Regions from separate parts of the Homo sapiens genome. Here region 1 is linked to region 2. Evidence: read pairs that join two places in POLR2A ChIA-PET (ENCODE). Cell type or tissue: MCF 10A. All regions are shown on one strand. Links, peaks and the distances in the headings refer to the core of each region. The heading gives the core; the rest is flanking DNA. Region 1 overlaps CMIP (c-Maf inducing protein). Region 2 overlaps CMIP (c-Maf inducing protein).

What was found. Peaks named below come from ENCODE experiments on the same cell type or tissue, not always from the same donor. Only the 100,000 strongest peaks of a DNase experiment are listed, where the experiment ranks them.
Region 1: POLR2A ChIA-PET joins it to region 2 with 15 read pairs; 11 of 35 experiments call an interaction of 5 or more read pairs at or near these places.

Annotation. Positions count from the first base shown.
Region 1 is chr16:81,616,221-81,627,367 of GRCh38, forward strand. It overlaps CMIP (c-Maf inducing protein), which reads left to right. Exons shown (of 21, transcript NM_198390.3): 3 at 4,656-4,706. Among named protein-coding and RNA genes, the nearest start is that of MIR6504, 10 kb to the left of the region's middle. RefSeq lists enhancers at 1-513, 411-560, 514-1,356, 2,283-2,883, 7,208-7,277 and 2 more and a silencer at 7,398-7,447. In MCF 10A, for the core only: a CTCF peak has its summit at 7,341 (motif pointing right); DNase peaks (open chromatin) are centred at 5,421 and 7,351.
Region 2 is chr16:81,522,941-81,534,087 of GRCh38, forward strand. All of the region lies in intron 1 of CMIP (c-Maf inducing protein), which reads left to right. MIR7854 (microRNA 7854) reads left to right here and starts at 10,962; the gene lies at 10,962-11,026. RefSeq lists enhancers at 9,340-9,841, 9,842-10,341. In MCF 10A, for the core only: no CTCF peak of the experiment used is centred there; a DNase peak (open chromatin) is centred at 4,161.

The DNA.
Region 1 (11,147 bases), core at 2,437-7,436, 93 kb after region 2:
CCTCCTCTCCCAATCCTGTGGGTGGGACATAAATACCCAGCCAGCCTCAGGGTGTGGGCCGAGGGCTTGAAGAAGTGGCCGCCAGAAGCTTCAGGAGAGCGGAGGAGGGATGGGGTCCTGGCCGAGGTGTGGGGAGGGCAGGGGCAGGCGCCGGAGTGTGCAGAGGCACCCCACTGCCTGCTCCGAGCCTCAGCTTCCTCATCTGTAAGATGGGTGCGTTGAGGAGGAGAGGAGGTGTGTGTGAGCATTTCTCGTGGTGCCTGGTACCGAGTAAGCACCCGTGGTCTGTGGTTGGTAGTGACATGCGTCATCGCACTTAGTTCGCCAGCCTGTGTCATACCTGTTTAGCTGGGATCTGCAAACTAAACCTGCCTTCTTGAACCGAAACCTGCCTTCTTCCTGGACTGCCACACCGACCTCCAAGAGTTGAGAGGATCCCAGAGTGGAACAGAAGTGGCCAGAAAGCCAAGTGTGGCTGGGGAAGGGGGTCACACCCTCCTATGGGAGGAAAGGCTTGGAAACCCAGATGGCTCTGCCTGGAAGGATGGGGCTGAGAAGAGACTGATGTGTAGCAGTGTCTGTGGTCAGTGGCTCTGAAGAAATCCGTCCCAGGCCTTTAGACATCAAGTGCTGCTGTGAGAGGCAGGCTACGAGGACCCAGCTAAGACTGGAGGCTCCTGCAGCTCAGCAGGAAGTCACAGGGGGCGTGGCCAGGCCAGGCAGCTGGGGCCCAGGAGGAGAGATCTGTCAGCCATCCCTGCCAACAACTCAGCAGTGGGCCGGACCCAGTCTGGCAGGGCCAGAACCATCTGGATGTGAGCTCGGGGCAGAGGAGACGCCAGGAGCACCAACGGTGTGACCAGGAGAAGCCACAGTTGTGGAAATGCTGGTTCCTTCTGTAAAAATGCCTACGGGGCAAACACATCAGAATGTCCACTTTGAAAAGGAAGAAGGGGCCAAGAGCCAGTAGGCCCTGCAGGTCCCTCAGGGCTCTCATGTGCCGGCAGCCGAAATGGGATCTGGCCATCCCAAGCAGGAAAGGAATGTACTAGAAGAACGGTGGCAGCCTGGAGAATGGCCTGGAGCTGGGGTCGGGGCATGCAGGTGGTAGTCCCATCACCACCAGTGCAGGAAGGTGCAGGGCAGGACCCAGCTCCTCCCAGGTGAATTCTCCCTGCCCCATCTCCATAGCACTTGCCCAAGATCCAGAGTCCTGGGCAAGAACCTCTGCCTGGCCAAGCCAGAGGACTGGCTCACACACTGTTGAGGAGGGCTGGAAGGCCCCCTAAGACTCATGAGCCAGGGAGACCCCAGATGGGAAGGGCTGGGCTAGCCATCGTGGAGGACGGTCTGTGTTGGGTTTCGCTACAGAGGCTGGGGAAGGGAGTCTCCTCTGGTCATTCTCTACCACCTGTGACACCTGGGTCACTTTCCTCTTTCTTCCTTTGTTTCTGTGTTCATTCGTTCCAGTGTAACCAGCTCTGGCCCAGCCAGGCACTGCTCACCTAGCTGTGGAATCAGAAATAAGACCCTGCCCTCAAGGAACTCCTAGTCCATTCATTCCTTTGTTCATTCATTCAGAAAACACCTGTTGGTCTCCTGGTGCTCCAGGCCACAGGATACAGTGGTAGGTAGAGCATGCGTGGCCCCTTCCCTCTTAGGGTCACACATATATACAGGGCACTTTGGCGGGGCCAGTGGACACAGAAGAGGGAGGGATGTGGTTGTCCTCCTCCACCTTCTTTTTGTCTTTGCTTGGCCGTTCCGTCCAGCCGGTGGCAGCTTACAGGCACTGCCTGGGTCCACTGTGGACCCTCAGAGCCAGTGGAACAACTCACATCCGCGTTATACCAACCTGGTTGTACCTCCTGCTTTTATTTCCTATTGCTGCTGTGACTGCTTGCCCCTAACTTTGTGGTTAAAAGAACACAGATTTAGTCTCTTATGGTTCTGGAGGTCCGAAGTCCAACACAGGTCCCATGGGGCTAAAACGAAGGTGTCAGGACTATGTTCCTTCTGGAGGCTCTCGGGGAGAATTCGTTTCCAGCTTCTAAAGGCTGTCCGCATTCCTTGGCTCATGGCCACATCACTCTGACCTCTGCTTTAGTCTGACTCTGCCCTCCTGCCTCCCTCTTGTGAGTACCCTTGTGATTTCATTGGGCTACCTAGATCATCCCCATCTCAAGACCTTGAACTTGGTCACATCCAGAGTCCCGTTGCCACGCAGGATAACTTAATCACAAGGGATTTAGGATGGAACATGTTTAGGGGGCTTTATTTTCCTTACCACCTCCTTCTCTCTCTGGCCCCCTTGGTGTGTGAGGAAGCACAGGAATGGATGTGGACCAGGCATGCCCTGGAGCCAGCTCATCCCAGCTTGCACCTGCCCACCAGAGCTGATCGTGCCCGTCTCTCCCCAGCTCTGGCCCAGGGGCATCCCCTTGAAGGTGTGGAATCAGCCAAAATGGGATTGTTCACAACACAGAAATCCGCACACGCCGGGATCAGGGCTTGTTGTTCCAGAGAGCCTGATGTTAAGCATTTATCAGCACAGACCTGGCCGTGGCTGCTGACGCTGCTGGCCCCTGTTTGTGGAGTGTTTGCACGTGCCAGGCACCGTGCTGAGGAAGCACTTTTCATGGATTAGCTCATTGTTTGGGATCTTCGCACAGCTCTCCCCGAGCAGGGTGTATTTTGTCATCCTAATGAATAGGAATTGTCACAAGACCAGTAGAGCTTGGGCAGTGCTGATGGGAGGGAGCTCAGCAACAGTCTCTCCAGGGGGCTGTTTCTCCTCCTTGGCCTCCGCAACTCTGGGCAGGGGGCACAGGCTTGGGTCGTCAAGCAACTTGCTGCAGTCACACCACTAGACACGACAGAGCCGAGACTTGAACCTGCACCTGTAAGAGGCTCAGCCCTTGTCGGAGTTCCTGTGTCACACGGAGGGCTTGCCTCCTGCCTGCTTTGCACTTGGGTAGACTCAAGCTCCACCAGCATCAGGGTGGCTGGTGTGGATTCGTGCAGTCCAGGGTTCAAAACTCTGAGTCCCTGAGCTCACTCACCAGAGCCTGAGTCCTCACCACACTTGCTACTGGAATGGATCATTTATGCAAGGCCAGAGATTGCTCCAGACCCTGACCTCGGAGAGCAGCTGATGTTTCGTAGATGACTTGGGGAGCGGGAGGTGGTCACCTGTAGCGTGATCCGGATCTCCTCGAACAAGGGTGAAACAAAGCGGTTACATGCTTGAGTGTGTGTGTGCGCGTTTGTGTGCCTCGAGGCAGAAGGTGGATGTTCGTGCTTGGAGAGAGACTCTAGCCTTCGTCAGACCCCCTGAACCGTCAGAGGCAGGGTCACTTTGGAGAGAGGGTTGTGGGTTCTGGTGGGGAACGCACGCTGCACTTCGGCCCAGCCTGGGGTGGAGGGGTAGCCAATGGGGAACTCAGAATGGTCCGGTGTTGTGGTTTACAGCAGGGGTCAGATTACCTGGGTTCAATTCCTGGCCCCGCACCACATGTCTGTGAACACTCAGGAAAGTTTTTAACTTCCAAAGTCTCAGTTTCCTCATTTGTACCATGAGATGACAGTACCGACTTCACAGGGCTGTCTTGTAAGGACTGAATGAGCCAGTCCACACACAGGACTCAGAGCTGTGTCTGGCGTCCATGAAACACCATAGCATTACTGTTCTGTTAGCAGACCGAGAAAGGAGGTGAGAGCCGCAGTGATACTCATGAGGGATGGGAGGGCTGCCTTGGGCTGCATTTTATTGGAAAGGACTGGATGATGGCAATGGTAATGATAACAATAATAATAACGATGGCTGCATTTCTGACCACCTGCCATGTGCCAAGCCTGGTTCTAGATGCTCTACAAGAATAATTTCTGGTCTTTAAAACATCCCTGGAAAATCAGGGTTATTGTCCCCATTTTACAGATGGGAAAATTGAGGCTGAGATGTCCAAAGACTCACAGCTAGTGTGGGGTGGAGCTGAGAAGGTTTTGTTTCACCCGCTGTGATGTTTAGCCTAGGTCTGCTGGGTGCCGTTTACCATGATCTTCTGCCATTGGCAGGAGAAGGTCATGGTTAAATGCCCAGACTTGGAAGCCAGGCTACCCTGGGTCTGAATGCACTTCATTGTGAGATCTCAGGGTCTCGATTTTTCCCTCTGTGAAATGGGCATAATGATAGGTGCCACCTCATAGGGCTGCTGTGAGGACCAAGGAGAGACTACGTGGATAACAAAAGCCAAGTTCCTAGAACAGTCCTCATACACAGGCCCCCAGCCAGCCCCCACCATCCTCACTCCCAGGCCTCCAACCAGTTCATCCCATTCCCTCCCATGCCCCTAAGTCCAGCTGTGTGTGCAGTTAAAGCTCTCAAGTCAGCAGTGTCTGAAGTCACTCATATACAGCAAAGGAAGCACACGGTGCTAGTGATGTCTTGTTTTTAGGAAATCCTCCCTGACCAGCCCTTCTGTTTTGGTTTTGCACACAACAGGCTCAGCTTAGCATATCTTTCAGCAGGCTTGTTAGGGTCACAGGGCAGACGCTGTCTACAGAGCAGGCTTGGGGGCTCACATGCTGGCCTTGAAATGCCCTGAGATGCCGCAAGCTGATGACCGGACCTTGCTGTCCTGTTCTTGTCGTTACAGGCTGCCAATAGCTACCTGCGAGACCAGTGGTTCCATTCTCTGCAATGGAAGGTAAGTACTGACTCGGTTGCTTGTTTAAAGCGACTCAGGCAGTGGTGCGATGGCTTAAAGCCAATCTGTCACCCAGAGGCATGAAAGTGGAGAACTCATGCCTTCCAGATGGCTCAGCTGAGGAACTTTGTTCCCCTACCTAAGAGCCCCTGGCCCTTCGTCCTCTGCTGTTCAATTCCTGTCCCCTGCAGTGCTGAAATAGCATTCTCGCCCTGGTGTTCTCAAACCCTATAGCTGTTTTCCTGCTTCAAAAGGATCATAGAACTGCTTGCTCTCAGAGTGAGGGCGACCCTGAGGGGAGTCCAGCCGGGGAGGCTGGACTTCAGGGGCTCAAGATGCTTAGTTGAAAGTAACTTCCAAAGGCTGTGCCAAGTGTAAACTTAACAGAGATTCAAAATCCTGAGCCCTATTTCTGTAGTCTTCACTGATTTTCAGTTGTCGGATTCTGTGGCCTAATTTTCTGATTCTGGCTCTACATAGGATGGTTCAGAGCTTTCTGGCACATAAAGGGAACTTCATCTTCTTGGAGACCCAGGGGCAGATCTTCTAAGAGGGGTCCCCCAGCCACCCGAGGAGCCTGAGTTGTGCCCCATGGCTCAGGCGATGGAAACCTTGACGTCAGGACCAGGGCGTGAAGCACGTACAGTCAGCTTCTCATTCCTGCCCTGCCTCCCTGTCTCTCCTTGTCTTCTGATCTTCTGGTTTAGAACAAGCTTTGACAGGCCCCTGGCCCCACAGCGGGTATGGCTGGAATGACCAGTGTGTCATAAGCTGTCATCCTTACAGTAAGCTGGGGAGCCACAGGGGATGAACAGCTGGCCCCATGCAGAGCTGGGTGCCATGTCACGTGTTGGGAGGACCCAGGGAACACTCAGGATTCCTCTCATGGCTCCAGAGGGGCTCCCCCAACGGCCAGGGTTGGGGGCAGAAAGGCAACCCCAGATAATTACTTTCCTGGTCCCAGAGAGGGCCACTCCCCTCCTTTCCTCTGTCAGCTACTGGTCCTCTTGCTTTGTGCTGTGGGGCCAAGTCTCAGAAGCTGAGCTGAGTCTCCACGTTGGGTTGCAAAGGGGAAGAGAACTAGTGTTTACTGAGCTTCTACTGTGTGCCAGGACTGGCGTGTTTTGAGCTCCTACTGTGTGCCAGGAGCTCTGCTAGTCTCATCATGTCCATTTCACCCTCACCACAACCGCATAAGGTTGATGATTATCGTTGTTGCCATTTTCCATACGGGAAAGATGAGGCTCAGACTGGAGTCCAAGCTCCCATCGTTAGGAAGGGGCTGAGGCAGGGCTCAGCTCGACCTTTCCAGTACCTGTATGTACTGGAAATTTCTGAATGTAGTAGAGTGGGAAGGCATAGATGTCAGCCAAGCAGGTAAGGTGGTGCACACCTGCTCGTGTGATCAGCAGGTGCTACTGAGAGCTCTGTATCCACTGGGAGAACATCTCTGATGCCTGGGTCTCTCTTTGTGCCCGGGTACGAGTGTGTCTGAAGACAGGCGGGACATTCGTCAGCACCTACTGGGGACCGTCTGGGGGTCAGATGCCAAAGCAGTTGAGAGGGAGGACTGAGCGGTGTTGGTCACGGGGGTACCACCTCTTCCCTTCCCCATGGTGTTTTACTTGTGGGGCCTCAGAAAGTGACAGCCTTGCATTTTCTCTTAGCTCAGGACACGGCAGAATGTACTTGGAGACACACTGCCTACCCGACAGGTTGGGGGAAAAATGCCTTATTTAAAAGGAGGCCAAGATGAGTATCAATGAAGGCTGTCAGGTGCGGTATCCCACAAGGCTCTGTTTTCTGCCTTTCCCTGGTCCACATTTTCAACAGTGACTTACACGTGCACCTGGAAGGCAGCATTTGTGAAATCTGTGAGTATTGCACAGCTGCAAGGGGCAACCAACATGATGGGCATAGAAATGGACTTCAGGAGGCTTTGGCTAGAAAGATGATTTAAAAGCTCGGCCTTGAAACATTCAAATGTCAAGGATTGGCCAGGTGTGGTGGCTCATGCCTGTAATCCCAACACTTTGGGAGGCCAAAGCAGGCGGGTAGTCTAACTCAGGAGTTCAAGACCAGCCTGGGCAGCATGGCAAAATGCCATCTGTACCAAAAATACAAAAAATTAGCCGGGCGTAGTGGTGCGCCCATGTGGTCCCAGCTACTTGGGAGGCTGAGGTGGGAGGATCACTTGAGCCCAGGAGATGGAGGTTGTAGTGAGCCAAGATTGGTCCACTGCACTCCAACCTGAGTGATAGAGTGAGACCCCCATGCCCCACCCCAAAAATGTTAAGGTTTGCATGTGGGATTCAGACAGTTGATTGAGCAAGTCCAGAACTGGGATCACTGTGTTTCTAGCAGCTCTCATGAAGACCTGGATGTTTGCATTCAATTATGGTGGCATCCGGTTTATTTATGGTTGCTAAATTTAATCAAGCAGTTTAAAAAATTTTCAGAAAACCTAAATCAGGATGTCAAGGAACTGGCAGATGCCTGGGTGTGTGCTGGCCCACTTGCCAGGTGATCAATGGTAGTCTTTGCTCTCAGGGTGTAAGCTTTGGCTGTGTCTACAGCATGCTTCAGACACAGTGTTTCTCCTTGGACAATTGCCCCCCAATAATTTAGGTATGCTGCCACCAGGTGGCAGTGATATTTCAGTGTTGGCAACTTGATCTCAATTCCTGTGGCTCTTTGTACCCAGTTTTGGTGATATTTGAGAAGGCATGCTCTCCTTCCTTTTAAAATGGCAAAGAAACGTAAGGTGTTTTGGAGGTACCGCCAGCTAGCCAAATTAGCTGGGAAACGTGAATTTGGATCCTGGTTCTGTGGGCAGATTCCAGAAAGTGTTCACCTAATACAGATGCAGTTACTGAGTACATGTGAGATGCCAGGGCTGGCTAGGTCATTTCTGGTTCATTGTCGTTAAGCAGGTAATAGAACCAAGGCTCAGAGAGATCAAGTGACTTGCCTACAGTTGCCCAGCAGATTTCAATCCAGATCTGTGGGGCTGTCCTACCTCCTCCTTGATCACACCGTGCTTTTCTCTGAGATTGGGACTCCACAGCCCTCCCAGGACATAACCCCTCTGCTTCTGCTGATACAGCCACTCTCTCTCCCCTCTTTATTTACAACCACCTATTTGAGGTTTTTCTTTTTCTTTTCCTTCCTTGTTTCTTTTCTCTTTTCTCTGTCTTTAACTGAAAAAAAAAAAAAATCAGTGGAACATCAAAATTGAGGACCTTTAGAAATTCCACCACCTCAGCTTGAATTTTTTAACTCTCTTTTGTTTTTATTATTATACTTTAAGTTTTAGGGTACGTGTGCACAACGTGCAGGTTTGTTACATATGTATATATGTGCCATGTTGGTGTGCTGCACCCATTAACTTGTCATTTAACGTTAGGTATATCTCCTAATGCTATCTTGTTTTTGTCATTTTCTCTCCTACACCAATATACATTTGTCTCCTGTGGCTGCGGTGCACATACTGTCAGAATACGTTCTCCTGTATGTAAAGAATGCCACTTCCAGCCTGGGCGAAAGTGCGAGACTCCGTCTCAAAAAAAAAAAAAAAAAATGCCACCTCCTAAATACTGTGTCCCCATTGCTTAGTTTTGATCAAGTTGGACTTGCATCTCTAGGCCATTCCCAACAGGGGCAGCATCACCCCTAATGGGACCAAAATTGGTTCCTTGACACTTAAACAAATCTTAATGATTACAATAGTCTGTGGCCCTCCAAAGCTCGACCCTATTCAATGAAATCTTATTCTTGAGTATTTCTTCCAAAGGGAGGACAGATGAGGGAGACACTAGGGTTCCTTATGGGGACAGTCATGATAACAGGGTCGATTGACAACCGCTGCTATGGAATTGACCTCAAATTGTTTTGTGGAAGAAGGCAAATATCCAGGTCATCTTGGTCACGCTTTTCCGTCTGGGTAACAGTGTTGTTTTTGTGGCATCAGCTCAGAACTTTGAGCTGTTCACACACGGTTGTAGCTCCCATGTTGGAGGAGTTTGCTCGGCAATGGACACTGCATTTTGTGAATTACTTCCTCTCACTGAATAGGTTCTGTTCTTATCAACATTTGCAGATGGGGAAACCTGAGTGTAGAGAGGATAAGTCAGTCGCACAAGGTTCCAAGGCCACCAAGAAGGCAAGCGGGATTAGACCCTGAACATCTTTGCCTCTTTCTCTGAGCAGCTCTGCTCTTCCTCCCAGCCCTCCCGGCCTGGCCTCTGCCATGTTGGTCTGGGAGATCTGAGGAGGCCTGGAGCCTGCAGGAGGAGGGCCAGGATCTCCCAGCCCATGGCTGCTCCACCTCCCAGCATTCGCTAGAGCAGAAGCTGCAGTCCTGAGGGCCCCTGGGGAGGCCAGCCCTGTTTGGTTTGGGTGGTTCAGCCCTTGAGGCTAATTCCCAGGGGTGTGGAAGCATTAAATAGTTATTCTGGGTTAATGAGGCTTCATTTCTGACTCAGATGTACCTCCTGGCTCATGCCCTGGCCCTCAGAGGCCAAGCCCTGTGGTGACAGGCCTGTCTGCACATGAGGCTGTGAGGGCACAGGCCTGTGTGCACACGAGGCCATGAAGGCCCAGTCTGTGGGGCAAGGCCAAGAGCGTGTTCAGGCTGTGAGGGGACCGTGTGTGTTTACAAAGCATTGAGAAGATTGGCCTGTTTCTGTGTCCAGGGTTTCAAGGTGAGAGACCCAGGTATGCACAGCTGTGAGGGACAAGTCTGTCCATGTGAACAGGCCCAGGTGACAGGTCCAGGCTACTGGGCTGTGAGGAGACACACACCAGGCTCCTAGAGGAGCCCCGAGAAGCCAGGATGCACCTGCTATGGGAGCTGGAGCTCCTGGTGCCTCTCCACCTTCTCGCTTCCTGAGAGGGGTTCCTCAGGCCGAGGCACACTAGTCCTGGAAACCAAGATGGTTTTTCCCCAGGGGAAGTGAGGTCACTCAGAACAGCCCCAGGGGCCAAGCCCCAGAGCCGGGGACCAATGAGCAGACTGTGTGTCACAAGAAGCTGGCCTGTATTCCTGTCCCAGGGCTGCCAGGGCCAGAGGAGTGCCCTTGGCTCTGGGAAAATCCCAGCCCAGCTTTGGATCCTTTCTGGCTGCCTGCCCTGGCCACGCTGCCTTCTTCTTGCTGGGCAGGTTTCCCAGCCCCCTAGGGTGGCCACAGCCCCTCGATCACCGCATCCAGGCCCAGGCCTCTGTCCCTCCTCTGTGGAGAAAGGTGGAAAAGAATGTGGGGTGTGTGAGTGTGAGAGTGAGTGTGTGTGCGCGTGAGAATGTGTGTAAGAGTGAATGTGTGAGTGTGTGTGAGAGCGAGAGTGACTGAGTGTGACTGTGTGTTGTGTGGGGTGACTATTTTATGAGTGTGGTGAGGTGACTGGTGTGTCTGTGTGTGGTGTGTGAGGTGACTGTTTTGAGTATGTGTGGTGACTATTTTATGAGTGTGTGTGGCGTGTGGGGTGACTATGAGTGTGTGTGGGGTGTGGGATGACTATCTTATGAGTGTGTGTGTGTATGTGTGGCATGTGGGGTGACTTTTATGAATGTGTGGGGTGACTGAGCATGTGTGTGTGTGGTGTGTGGGGTGACTATGGGTGTGCATGTGTGTGTGGTGTGTGGGTGGCTTATGAGTGTGTGAGTGGTGTGTGGGGTGACGGTGTGCGTGTGTGTGTGGTGTGTGGGTGGCTTATGAGTGTGTGTGTGTGGTGTGTGGGGTGACTATTTGTGTGTATATGTGGCATGTGGGGTCATTTGTATGAGGGTGTGTGGTGTGGGGAGATTATTTTATGACAGTGGGTGTGGGTGTGTGTGTGGTGTGTGGAGTGACAGAGAGAGAGAGAGTGTGTGTGTGTGTGTGTGTGTGTGTGTGGGGTGCATATGGGGTGACTATTTTATGAGTGTGTGTGTGTGTCCTGTGGGGTAACTATTTTATGTGTGTGTGTGTGGCCTGTGGGGTGACTATTTTATGTGTGTGTTTGTGTATGTGTGGTGTGTGGGGGTGACTGAGTGTGTGTGTGGCATATGGGGCGACTATTTTATGAATGTGTGTGTGTGTGGCCTGTAGGGTGACTGTTTTATGAGTATGTGTGCATGGCATGTGAGGTGACTGTTTTATGTGTGTGTTTGTGTATGTGTGGTGTGTGGGGGTGACTGTGAGAGTGTGTGTGTGGTGTGTGTGTGGCATATGGGCCAACTATTTTATGAATGTGTGTGTGTGTGGCCTGTAGGGTGACTATTTTATGAGTGTGTGTGTGTGGCATGTGGGATGACTGTTTTATGTGTGTGTGAGTGTGTGTGTGGCCTGTGGGGATACTATGAGTATGCTGGTTTGGAGTGTGTTTCTTTGGGCCTCAGTTTTCTCCTCTGTGGAATGGGGATGATCATGGCGTCTCGTCACTGGGCCGTGTGAGGATCGAAGG
Region 2 (11,147 bases), core at 2,264-7,263:
TTTTGAGACAGTGTCTCATTCTGTCACCCAGGCCGGAGTGCAGTGGTTTGATCACAGCTCACCGCAGCTTTGACCTCTGAGGCTCAAGTGATCCTCCCACCTCAGCCCCCCAAGTAGCTGGGACTACAGGCACGCATCACCACATCTGGCTAATTTTTTGGTAGAGACAGGACTTCGCTATGTTGCCCAGACTGGCCTCGAATTCCTGGGCTCAAGTGATCCTCCTGCCTTGGCCTCCCAAAGTGCTGGGATTCCAGGTGTGAGCTACCGCGCTTTGCTTTGTGTATGTTTTTAAAGTTCCCTTGCAGCTTGCCTTTTTCCACCCTATCCGACGATGCTCATGTGTTGGAGATCTCTCCGTTGATTCCTGAATATCTAGTTCATTTCTTTTGATTACTGTGGAGTCACTCCCTGTTTGCCATCTTGTTCCATCTGAGTGCGAGGCCTGAATGGGGGACAGACTCACCCCCTGTCACACAGAAGGACGTGGGGCCCACAGTCACACGGCCGCAAGGTGGGTCTGGTACCCTCCCAGCACATTTTGGTTGGACTCCAGAAGCAGGGCTTCCCTCACGATACCTCAAGCTTACCTGGGCCCCGGCCAAGCAACTGACTCATCCAGTCTGACAAATCCAAATTCTCGAGTCACTCAGCCCAACCGTGGTTGCCTCATTTAGATCCCAGCCAAACCCCCTTCCCGCGAAAAGCCATGGTGGCCTAGAACGAAGTCTGGAAAAGAACCAAGAGGACAGCATCTTTTGTCTGGAGAGCACCGTGCCTGTTCTCCAACCACCTCGTAGCCCCTGGTGGAGCCTCCCTCCTCCCCCAGGAAGAAGGTGAGCTGAGTCACCACCAGGTAACCCTGAACCTCGCTCAGACACAGCTTCCTTTAGCTAGGAGCCTGGATGTAACACCCAGCTCATCCCTTGGCTCCCTCCAAACGTCAAGGCGTCTTGAACTAAAAGCCAGCGCCTGCACACCGGCAGAACTTTGCAGCTCCTGGCTCCTGAGTTGTAGGTGTTTTTGCCAGGTGTGCCTGTACGTGTGTATGTGTGCCCATGGGTGGACAGTGTTTCTGTGCTCCTTGGAGTAGGCTTATTTTTCTGTCTCTTAAACTGGCTCCCTTGGCCTCTGCCTCTTTCACGGGTTCCATGCGGAACCCTCTGACCTGTGAGGTGCTAGGCTTGTCACAGCATCTATTAGGAGACCTGAAAGACAGGACCCTGTAATGCCACGATCCATTGCTTATAAAGGAAGCCAGTATTGGGGTCAGACAGAGCTGGATTCTCTCAATTGCTCAGCAAGTGTTTATTGAGCACCTCCTCTGTAGTGGGCTCTGGGGGTAACATGGCACATGAAACAGAGATGGTGTCTGTCCCACTGGAGCTTAGAGGGGCAGAGACTGTCTACAAGTGACAGAGAGATACAGAGAGAATTATAAGTCTGAGTTCTTCAGCCAGTCTGGCTCTGCTATGTCCTAGACAGGTGACCTTGGGTGAGTTAACTAAGTCATCTGTAACGTGTTAGCCACAACCTACTAAGCTCGTGGGGTTATCTGGAAGTCTTGGTGAGACAGTGTCTGCAAAATGCTTATCGCCAAGCCAGGCACGTCATCATTGCCCAAGGTATGGCAGCTGCAGCCATCACGGCCCTCATTTTGCAGATGCCGAAATTGAGGTCAGAGAGGTGAAGTAACTTGCCCACGGTGGCACAGCTCATTAGTGGGTTTGGCGGCACAGGCCCTGCTCAGAGCCACCCAGCGACTCAGCTGTCAGTCACAAGTGAGGCTGTTCCTATTCTTGACAGTAACTGCGCCTTCCCATGTTCTGCAGGGAGCATTTTTATTTCTTTTCTTTCTTTTTTTTTTTTTTGAGATGGAGTCTCATTCCTCTGCCCAGGCTGGAGTGCAGTGTTGCTATCTTGGCTCACTGCAACCTCCACCTCCCAGGTTCAAGTGATCCTCCTGCCTCAGCCTCCTCTTAGTAGCTAGGACTACAGGCACATGACATCATGCCTGGCTGATAATTGTATTTTTAGTAGAGATGGGGTTACACCATGTTGGACAGGCTGTTCTCAAACTCCTAACCTCAAGTGATCCGCCCACCTCGGCCTCCCAAAGTACTGGGATTACAGGCATGAGCCACCATGCCTGGCCCCTATTTTTATTTCTTTAAATTATTCATTTATTTTTTATTTTTATTTTATTTGTTTATTTTTTCTTGAGATGGAGTCTTGCTCAGCCACCCAGGCTGGAGTGCAGTGGCACAATCTCGGCTCCCCACAACCACCATCTCCCAGGTTGAAGCGATTCTCATGTCTCAGCCTCCCAAGTAGCTGGGGTTACAGGCACCCGCCATTATGCCTGGCTAATTTTTGTGTTTCAGTAGAGACAGGGTTTCACCATGTTGGCCAGGCTGGTCTTAAACTCCTGACCTCAGGTGATCCGTGCATCTCGGCCTCCCAAAGTGCTGGGATTACAAGCATGAGCCACTGCCTCTGGCCCCTATTTTTATTTCCTTAATTTTTTTTTTATTATGGTCAAATACATATAACGTAAGGTTTACCATTTTAAATCTTAAAAAACATTTTTTTTAAGAGACAGAGTATGGCTATGTTGCCCAGGAACTCCTGGGCTCAAATGGTTCTCCTCCGTCAGCCTCTCAAGTAGCTGGGAGTACAGATGTGTGCCACTGGCCTAGCCAATCATTTTTAAATGTTAAAGTTCGTTGAGTACATTCATATTGTCATGCGACCATCCACCATCATCCATCTCCAGAACACTGTCATCTTCTCAAACTGAAACTCCGTCCTCATTAAATGATAGCTCCACATTCTGCCTACTCCCGACCCCTGGCAATCACTTTTCTGCTTTCTGTGTGTATGCATTTGACTCCTCTAGGAACCTCGTATGAGTGGAATCAGAAGATTTGTCTTTTTGTGACTGGCTTATTTTACTTAGCGTAATGCTCTCAAGGTTCACCCATATTGTAGCATGTATCAGAATCCTTTTTTTTGTTTAAAGGTTGACTAATAATACGTGTGTGTGTGTGTGTGTGTGTGTGTGTGTCTGTGTGTGTGTGTGTGTTCGTCCATTCAGTTTGTCCGTTTGCATTTCAGTTGCTTCTGCGTTTTGGCTTTGAGAATAGTGCTGCTGTGAACATTGGTATATAAGTATCTTTTTGCATCCCTGCTTTCAGTTTGTTTGGGTCTATACCTAGGTGCAGAGAGCATTTTCTCGTCAGGAGTAAAACAAAAGGGACAAAAGAAAGCTCCTGACTTCCAGGAATTCTCAACCTTGGGTCCTTGGATAGAATTCAAGTGATCTGTGAACTTGGATGTGGCATTTTAAAAAAGACATCTTTATGGTCACCAACCTGTAACTGAAATTTAGCATTTGTTTCCATGACGGCTGTAGGCAGTACCAATCACAGTGGTGTTAGCAGTGCCTGTGACTTAGTCATCAATAGAAATCGCGGGTGTTTGCATATTTCATTCCTGTTGTTGTGGATATCTTGGAATATCATTACATTCATCAGTACCCCAAAGTTACAGTAGTTATCAGGCCCACAGCTAGGTCTTGTTATACGATGGATTAATAAAGAGGGGATCTGTTACTCCATTGGAAATTTTAAGGGATATTTTGATAGCTGTTTTTCATTATGATCAGCTTCCTTTCCTTTGCAGTTTCCTATTTATTTTATACTTTTAAGAAGATTACTCTAAGAAGGGGCCCAGAGGCTTCACCAGACTACCAAGGGGTCCAAGGCACAAAAAAGCTTAGGAAGCCCACTCTTGCCTTGCAGAGGTGCCCCCGGGAGGGGTCACAGTGAAGGCCCCAGCCCGCCAGAGGAGCAGGTTTGCGTTTGGTTTCTGGGCAGCTCTGTGGAAGGCAACCCAACTTCCTTTGGAAGGGCCCTGAGCCTCTCTCTACCCACTCCAATATAAGAAGAGAAATTTTGCTTTATAATGAGCAGGAATCTTCTCTCAGTTCCTTGGATGGCTTTGGACATGTTTTGAGTTTGTTTGGATTCCCAGGAGTGAGCACACAGGGCGTGAGCTTTGCAGTTTGGGGCCTGGTTTCTGAAGAAGTTGCAAACAGGGTGATGGTGCAGTTCAGACAACACGCGCGGGCCAGGCAGGCCTGGACCTGAAAGGAATGTGTTTTCTTGGTTTTTGTCTGCTACAGAATTTCTCAGCTCTCCAGCTCGTTGGCTCAAAGTGTGTCAGGAAAGGGGGTGCTGGGTAACAAGACGATGGTGGAGAGTGAGGTTTGCAGACACACCCTGGCTTGGCCGGGAGCCCACGGTGGGGGAGGTTGGCTGAGTGTGTAAGAGCCTTTGGGTTCACAGCCTGCATGCCAGAAATATCATTTATCGTCAGTAATAATGATAATGCCTGATGGACGGGTAAAGGAATAGCTAGATACCAGAAAAAAACACCAACAGGGACATGTTCATTGTAGAATCTAGGTGGTGGGTGTAAGGGTATTCATCCATTCTTTTCTTCTTCTTTCTTTTTATTGAAGTATTACTTACTTTCAAAAGTACACAACCAAATGAACAGCTCCATGAATTATCCCATCTCATGGACCTACCACCAGGCTATCAGTTGGATTTTGTTTCTACCATGGAAGCATCCTCAGACTTTTCCCAGAGACCACCCTTCATCCTCCTCCCCCGCGATAACTCTCCTGACCACAGTGTCTGTGTTTATTTAGTTTTTTTAGAAGCTTCAACTTTACAGAAAGCAAATCAATGCGTGTTCTTTTATGTCTGGCCTCTTTGGCTCCACATGTGTTTGTGAGCTTCATCTACATTCTGTTTAGAGCTGAAGGTTATTTATTTTTGTTGCTGGATCACATTTTATCCTAAAAATATCCCATTCTACTGACGGTGGGCATTCACGTTGTTGCCTTCTTAGGCTTTTATGAATAATACTGCTAGGAAGTCTCTTGCGTATGCCTTTTTGGGAATGTGTGCATGAAATTCTGTTGGCTTATAGTTAGGCATGAGTTGCCATTCGCTGGTATTGCATAGGTTCACCTTTTGTAGAGAAAACCAACCTGTTTTCCAAAGTGGTTGTACCAGTTTACATTCCCAGGAGCAGTATGGGTGATTTCTGGTTGCTTCATATCTATGCCAACTTGTTATTGTCAGTCTTTTAAATTTTAGCCATTTTGGTGGGTATATAACAGTATTCAACTTTTCTTTAAGTCTGAAATTTTTCATAATAAAATGTTGGAGAAAAATATCCTTCACATTCATGACAACTTCATAGAAAAATAGTATTTTTAAGGAGATGGTTGAAATTGGCGCTTGTCTGGTCTTGGAGTGAAGACTTTTTTTTTTCATTCTAAACAATGCCAAGGCTGGCCCTTCCTCCTATGACCCTGTGGCTCCCCAGTCCACCATTGGTCTCATGCTGAATGCTGGATACATTTTTAAAAGCTGGGTGTAGCCAGAGACAGGGGCCCGGAGTGAGGTTGGGAGTACCTTGAAGCTGTGCTCATGCATTGAATTGATATGACCAGAGGTGGAGCGTGGAGCTGGTTCCTGGCCTGGTAGAAGTTCTTACACTTTTTGCTGGTCCCAGAGAGATGTACTTTTGAGTCAGCCTGGGAAATTAAAATAGTTCATTGAGTTTTGGCTAATTCTGGTAACTATTCCTAGAATCCTCCTGGTCATTGGTTTGAGGTCACAGCTACCTGCTTGCTGGGGCTTCCCTCTCTGACTTAGCACAAATGATGCCCAAGTCTTGAGCTTCTTCCTCATGTTGTTAACTGCTCAGCTGAGTTATTTCAATGGCATGAAAGAAACATAGAATTAAGGTCATAGAGCATGGTCCTAATTCATGCCTGCTCGCCCTGCTTTACTGCCATCATCATCTATCTCCTTGCTTTCACTCAACAAATATTTGGTGAGCGCGATTTTTTTGTTAGGCACTCACCCATGCTCCCTCCCTTCCTTTCTCCTCTCCTTCAGTTTGTTTGCCTACCAGTCCATGCACCCACCCGTCCATCCACCCACCCATCCCTCCATCTATCCGCCCATCCCTTTATCCCTTCATCCATCACTTACTGATGGCTTTACCCATTGTAAATCAGGCCTTGGCTAGATACAGATGAATGAGCTGTGGTCCTTGCCTTTGAAGTATTCCCCCATACTGTGACAAATGATTAAATAGTTATTCATAATGCAGCATGACACGGATATAAGGGGGGAAGAAGAGAGAGGTCTCTAGGGCAGGTTGGGAGGATGAAGAAAAGCTTTCTGGAGGTCACAATGCTATTGCTGCATCTTGAGAATATCTTGGGATGGGCCCGTGAGGGAGGGTAAAGAGAGAGATTGGGGGCACATGGTTTCTCAGATGGTACATGATACAGAGGGTAGCCATGCTTGGGACACTCAGTGAGCCCCGAGTCACCGAGTGTGGGTGGGCAGAGTGTGAGGGGCTGGGTGACATAGATGGCTCTGGATCTGTCAGCAGTTTGGTTGGGGCTTGTTGGTCTTCGAGGAGATGGGCTGTGAAACTGTGGGGCAGTGAGATCTGTGTGGTGGACAGACTCATGGGCCCTCAAAGATGCCCATGTCCTACTCCCCAGAAATGGAATATGCTGCCTGCAGGATGAAGAGGATTCCGCAGAGGAGACTGGGTTGAGGAGCTTGGGATGGGGAGGTTACCCTGGATTATCCAGGGGGGCCAGTGTCATCACAGGGGTCCCTACCAGGGACAGAGGGAGGTGGGAGAGTCTGAGTCTGAGGAGGAGATGTGCGGAGGCAGAGAGCAGCCTTGCAATTCCCGGCTTTAAGATGGAGGAAGGAGCCACCAGCCAAGGAATGCAGGCAGCCTTGGAGAACGGGCAAGGATACTCCTTCTCCTCTGGAGGCTCCAGAAGGAGCCAGCCCTGCCCACACCTTGATTTTAGCCTTGTGAGGCCGTGTTGGGCTCTGACCTCAAGAACTGTAAGAGAAGAAGCCATTGCGTGTGTGGCCATTTGAGCAGCCATAGGAACCTTATACATGGGCAGGTGCAGGGACATCTGAAAACCTTTGTACGAGGGTCCGCATTAACAGTGAGAGGATAGGGTTTTTGGCTGGGGACAGTAAGACCATCATCACTGCGTGAAAACCTTCTCAAAGAGTCCATCTTTCAGTCAGGCCGCTATAAATTTATCTCTATAGATCATTCGTTGTTAAAATTAAGCCCAGGGGGAAAATCAGACTCATTCAGGATCAAGGAAAGTCACAGAATCTGATCCATTCCTACCAGGGTCCCACGTCTTATGAGGCTCCAGCCTTCTTACTAGAGGATTCTGATACTTTATTACCCCAGGCGAATGTGATTTGAGTAGAGTCCTGCTTTTGGGGGAAATAAAATCCCAGTAAAGGTGGATCCGGATCCCTCAGGGACCTAGGTGCAGTTCCTGTTCCTCCCGTCTCGCCTCTGTTGCGCTGCAAGGTGGGGTGTGTAGTGAGTATCACTGTAACCTGTACTTTTCTAAAGTCAAACAGATTTCTCTTGGTGGGAGGACGTGTCTTTTGTGGGATCGGTGTAGCCCGTCTGAGTCAGTGACTCACCTGGCACCCCTGGCAGCTGACTTTCCTGGCAGTTCACTCGAGTCTCTTGCCTCTGCTCACAAAAGCCTGCGCCTTTATTCAGCTTTCCTCACCGCTTCCCAAGGCAGAGCAGAGCCTCTCCCGCCCGCCTCCCACATCTCTCCCTTAGCTGGGTGCCCGCGTGGCTGCTACCTCCGAGGCTTCTGTGTCACCGGGTAGTGGAAATGTCACCGAGTGTCAGAGCTTCGAGCCTCCTCCAGATCCATCCAAGGTGGCATCACTAAGTGGCATTTGTGTGCTAGGCACGTACCCTCTTTTACATACATTATCTTCGATCAGTTCAGCTTCTTCTGCATAAAAAAGAAATTTCTCTACCGTCCCAGGGAGAATAATTGGAAAAGCGAGCCCTGAGTACTCAGCCCACCCGCCCTTCTCCTGCTGAACTGTCGAACGTAGCCACCAGCTAGCCTGAGCTTGTTCTGATGTCTTCTGGGATCGTCATTGTTATGGGTTGAACTGTAGCCTTCAAAAGGCACGTTTACGCTGTAGTCTCTGTACCTGTGAGCATGACCTTCTTTGGAAATAGGGACTTTGCAGATGCGACCAAGTTAAGATCATGCTGGAGGTCATGCGGGAGGTCATGCTGGAGGAGAGTGGGCCCAAATCCAGTGACTGTGTCCGTAAAAGATGAGGGAAACTTAGACACAGAGAGACACACAGGGACGAGCACCGTGTGACAGCAGAGACAGATTCAGCTGCTAGCCAAGGAATGCCAAGGATTTTGGCAGCCCCAGAAGCCCCAGAAGCTGAGAGAGGTGTGGAGCAGATCCTGCCTCAGAGCCTCCGGAGGAAATCAACCCTGTTGACATCTTGACTTAGGACTCTCAGCCTCCAGAACTTTAAGAAAGCACATTGCTGATATGCAGGCCACCTGGTTTATGGTCTGTTGTTCAGGAGGCCCTTGGGACATCAATGCCCTCAGTCCAGTCTCGATTCTACGACCCTACCCGTGTTTTGTTTTTCACACCAGGCCGTCTCTACCCGCATGGTTAGTGCTGACCAAGTAGGAAGTTGGGACACTTGAGGCATCTCTGTGACGTGCTCACATGGCTTGAGGAGGCTCGGGCCACACCTCGAGGGGCAAGCCTGGGCCTGCCGCCCGACCTTTGCTTGGAGAACTGGGTTCACTGGGTTTAAGAATCATTCCTTTTCCTTCCAAGTTAACTGCTTTCAAGAGGTCAACCCGTGTGTCATGGCTTTTCCCAGACTGGCTGATTCAAACCATGTCACCACCAGGAAGGGGGAAACAGAAGATGATTGACTAAGAAACATTCATTTCTGTTGCAAATTACTAGTTGGGGCTAGTTGTTGATTATCTCACCTCCATTGCTATTTGTATTTAGAAATGGCTCATAAATTTGCTTACATGGGTTTGGTTTGTCTTCTAAATGAAATGATTGCACTGCACATACTTCTAAAACTGTCCTGCGATTTGATAGCTTCCATTTCATGGCGCTTCTTCTGGATGTCAGGCACTAAGTCGGGCGCTTTATTCTGTAGTTCTCCTAGCAATCTGGTGAGCTCCACTCTACAGATAAGGAAATCGAGGCCAAGGACAGCTAAAGAAGCGAGGTGCGCAAGGTGCCCAGGTCCGAAGTGTTTCCGCTGCTTTCAGACTGCAGTCCCAGGGCTCAGGAGTCCATGCTTTCTGCGTATCTTCACGCTGGCCACGGATCACCTCATCATTAGATGTCGAAGTTGAACAAGTGGTGTTCACATTCGGACGTGTGTTAGGTAGAAGTGTGTGTGCACCTGCGTGTGCGTGTATGTTCCACACGCTGATGCAGGAGGTATACGCACAGATATAATTGTCTTTTAGAAGATTGACTATCACTAATTTTGAAAAATTTCCTGAATGACCTTTCCTGCCAGGCCAATACATTGAGCCCAACAGATAAATCCCTGAACTTATTCGCAGTCTCTAAGTACCTTTAGAATCCCGGGGGTCGCCCTGAGCCTCCCCAGGGACTAGCGCTGTTGCCCTCGCTCAGTCTCGCCACCACAGGAGGCCTCGGCTTGCCCAGCAGCTGAGTCGGGAGAACCTTTCCCAGGTCCCGAGGCAGCGGGAGGCGAAGCCAGGAGACCCACCTGGTGCCAGGGAAGAGCTGTCACCTGGGCCTTTCCTCCAGGAGCCTCCAAGGAAGGTGGAGGTGTGACATCAGAGTGTTGGGATGTGGAGGGGTGTGACTCCCTGGGATGCAGCTCTGTGCCCTGACTCCAGTGTGCCATGCTTGGCTGATCTCTCAATGATTAACTGTGTGACCTTGGACACACCGTGTTGCCTCCTGCGCCTCTCTGCCCAGACAGCATGGCAAGTGAAAGCCTCCCTCCCTTACTGATGGTGTGATCTGGGCTGCCTCCTTGGACACGCCAAGCCTGCTGTGCCTCGAGGCCTTTGCCCTGACTGCTTCCTCTGCCTGGGATGCCTGTTGTCTAAACACCCACACCACACGCTCCCTCGCTTCCCTCCTGTCTCCTGTCAGAAGTCACCTCCTTGGGCTGTCCTTGATCATTCCATCCATCCAAAAAGTTGGCACCCACTCCCACAATTTTTTATTTCTCGTTCCCTGACTTACGTTTTTTTCTCCTGAGCATATGTTATCATCTGACAGACCACGCGTTTCTTACTTATTTTGTTTATTATTCCATCCCACTAGAAAGGCAGGGGTTTGCCTGTTTTTTCCCCATGACTGTATCCCCAGCATTTAGAACAGGGCCTGGCACCTGCTAGATGCTCAGTACATAGTTTTGAGTGAGTGAACGAATGAATGAATCATCAGTCAGTCAAACTTTGCAGCACTCACTTTGTCCATTGGAATAAAGTTTGCCTGTTAAGTACATGGTAGCCACTCAGTACATGGTAGCTAAGGTTATGTGCATGATTTTTTATATTATTGTCATTATGTGCTTTATTGTTTTTATTTTTATTTTTATTTTTTTGAGACGGAGTCTCTTTTTGTCACCCAGGCTGGCATTCAGTGGTGTGATCTTGGCTCACTGCAGCCTCCGTCTCCCGGGTTCAAGCAGTTCTCCTGTCTCAGCCTCCAGAGTAGCTGGGACTATATGCACGTGCCGCCATGCCCAGCTAATTTTTTGTATTTTAGTAGAGACAGGGTTTCACCGTGTTGCCCAGGCTGGTCACAAACTCCTGAGCTCAGGCAGTCCACCTGCCTCTGCCTCCCTAAGTGCTGGGATTACAGGCATGAGCCACCGCGCCTGGCCTATGTGCTTTATTTTTACAATCAGAGGGCTGCACTAGCAGATCTGAGAGCATGACCGGGGTGGAGTCCATGCAGGGCCGCAGGGAACACTAGTCAGAAGGAGGCAGTGAACCTCTCCTGCCCTTTCCTTCCATCTCCATCACCTTGAGCATCTTCTGGGCAGCTGAGGTGACCGCAGATGGGAAGGAAGGGCGCAGAGATGAGCATTTTCTTCTCTCCACCATCTGGTTCCAGGCAGGGCAGGAGAGGGCCCCGTGAGAGCTACTGCTCACGGCTACCACGGCTGCCTGTGGGTCAGAGCATCTCCACG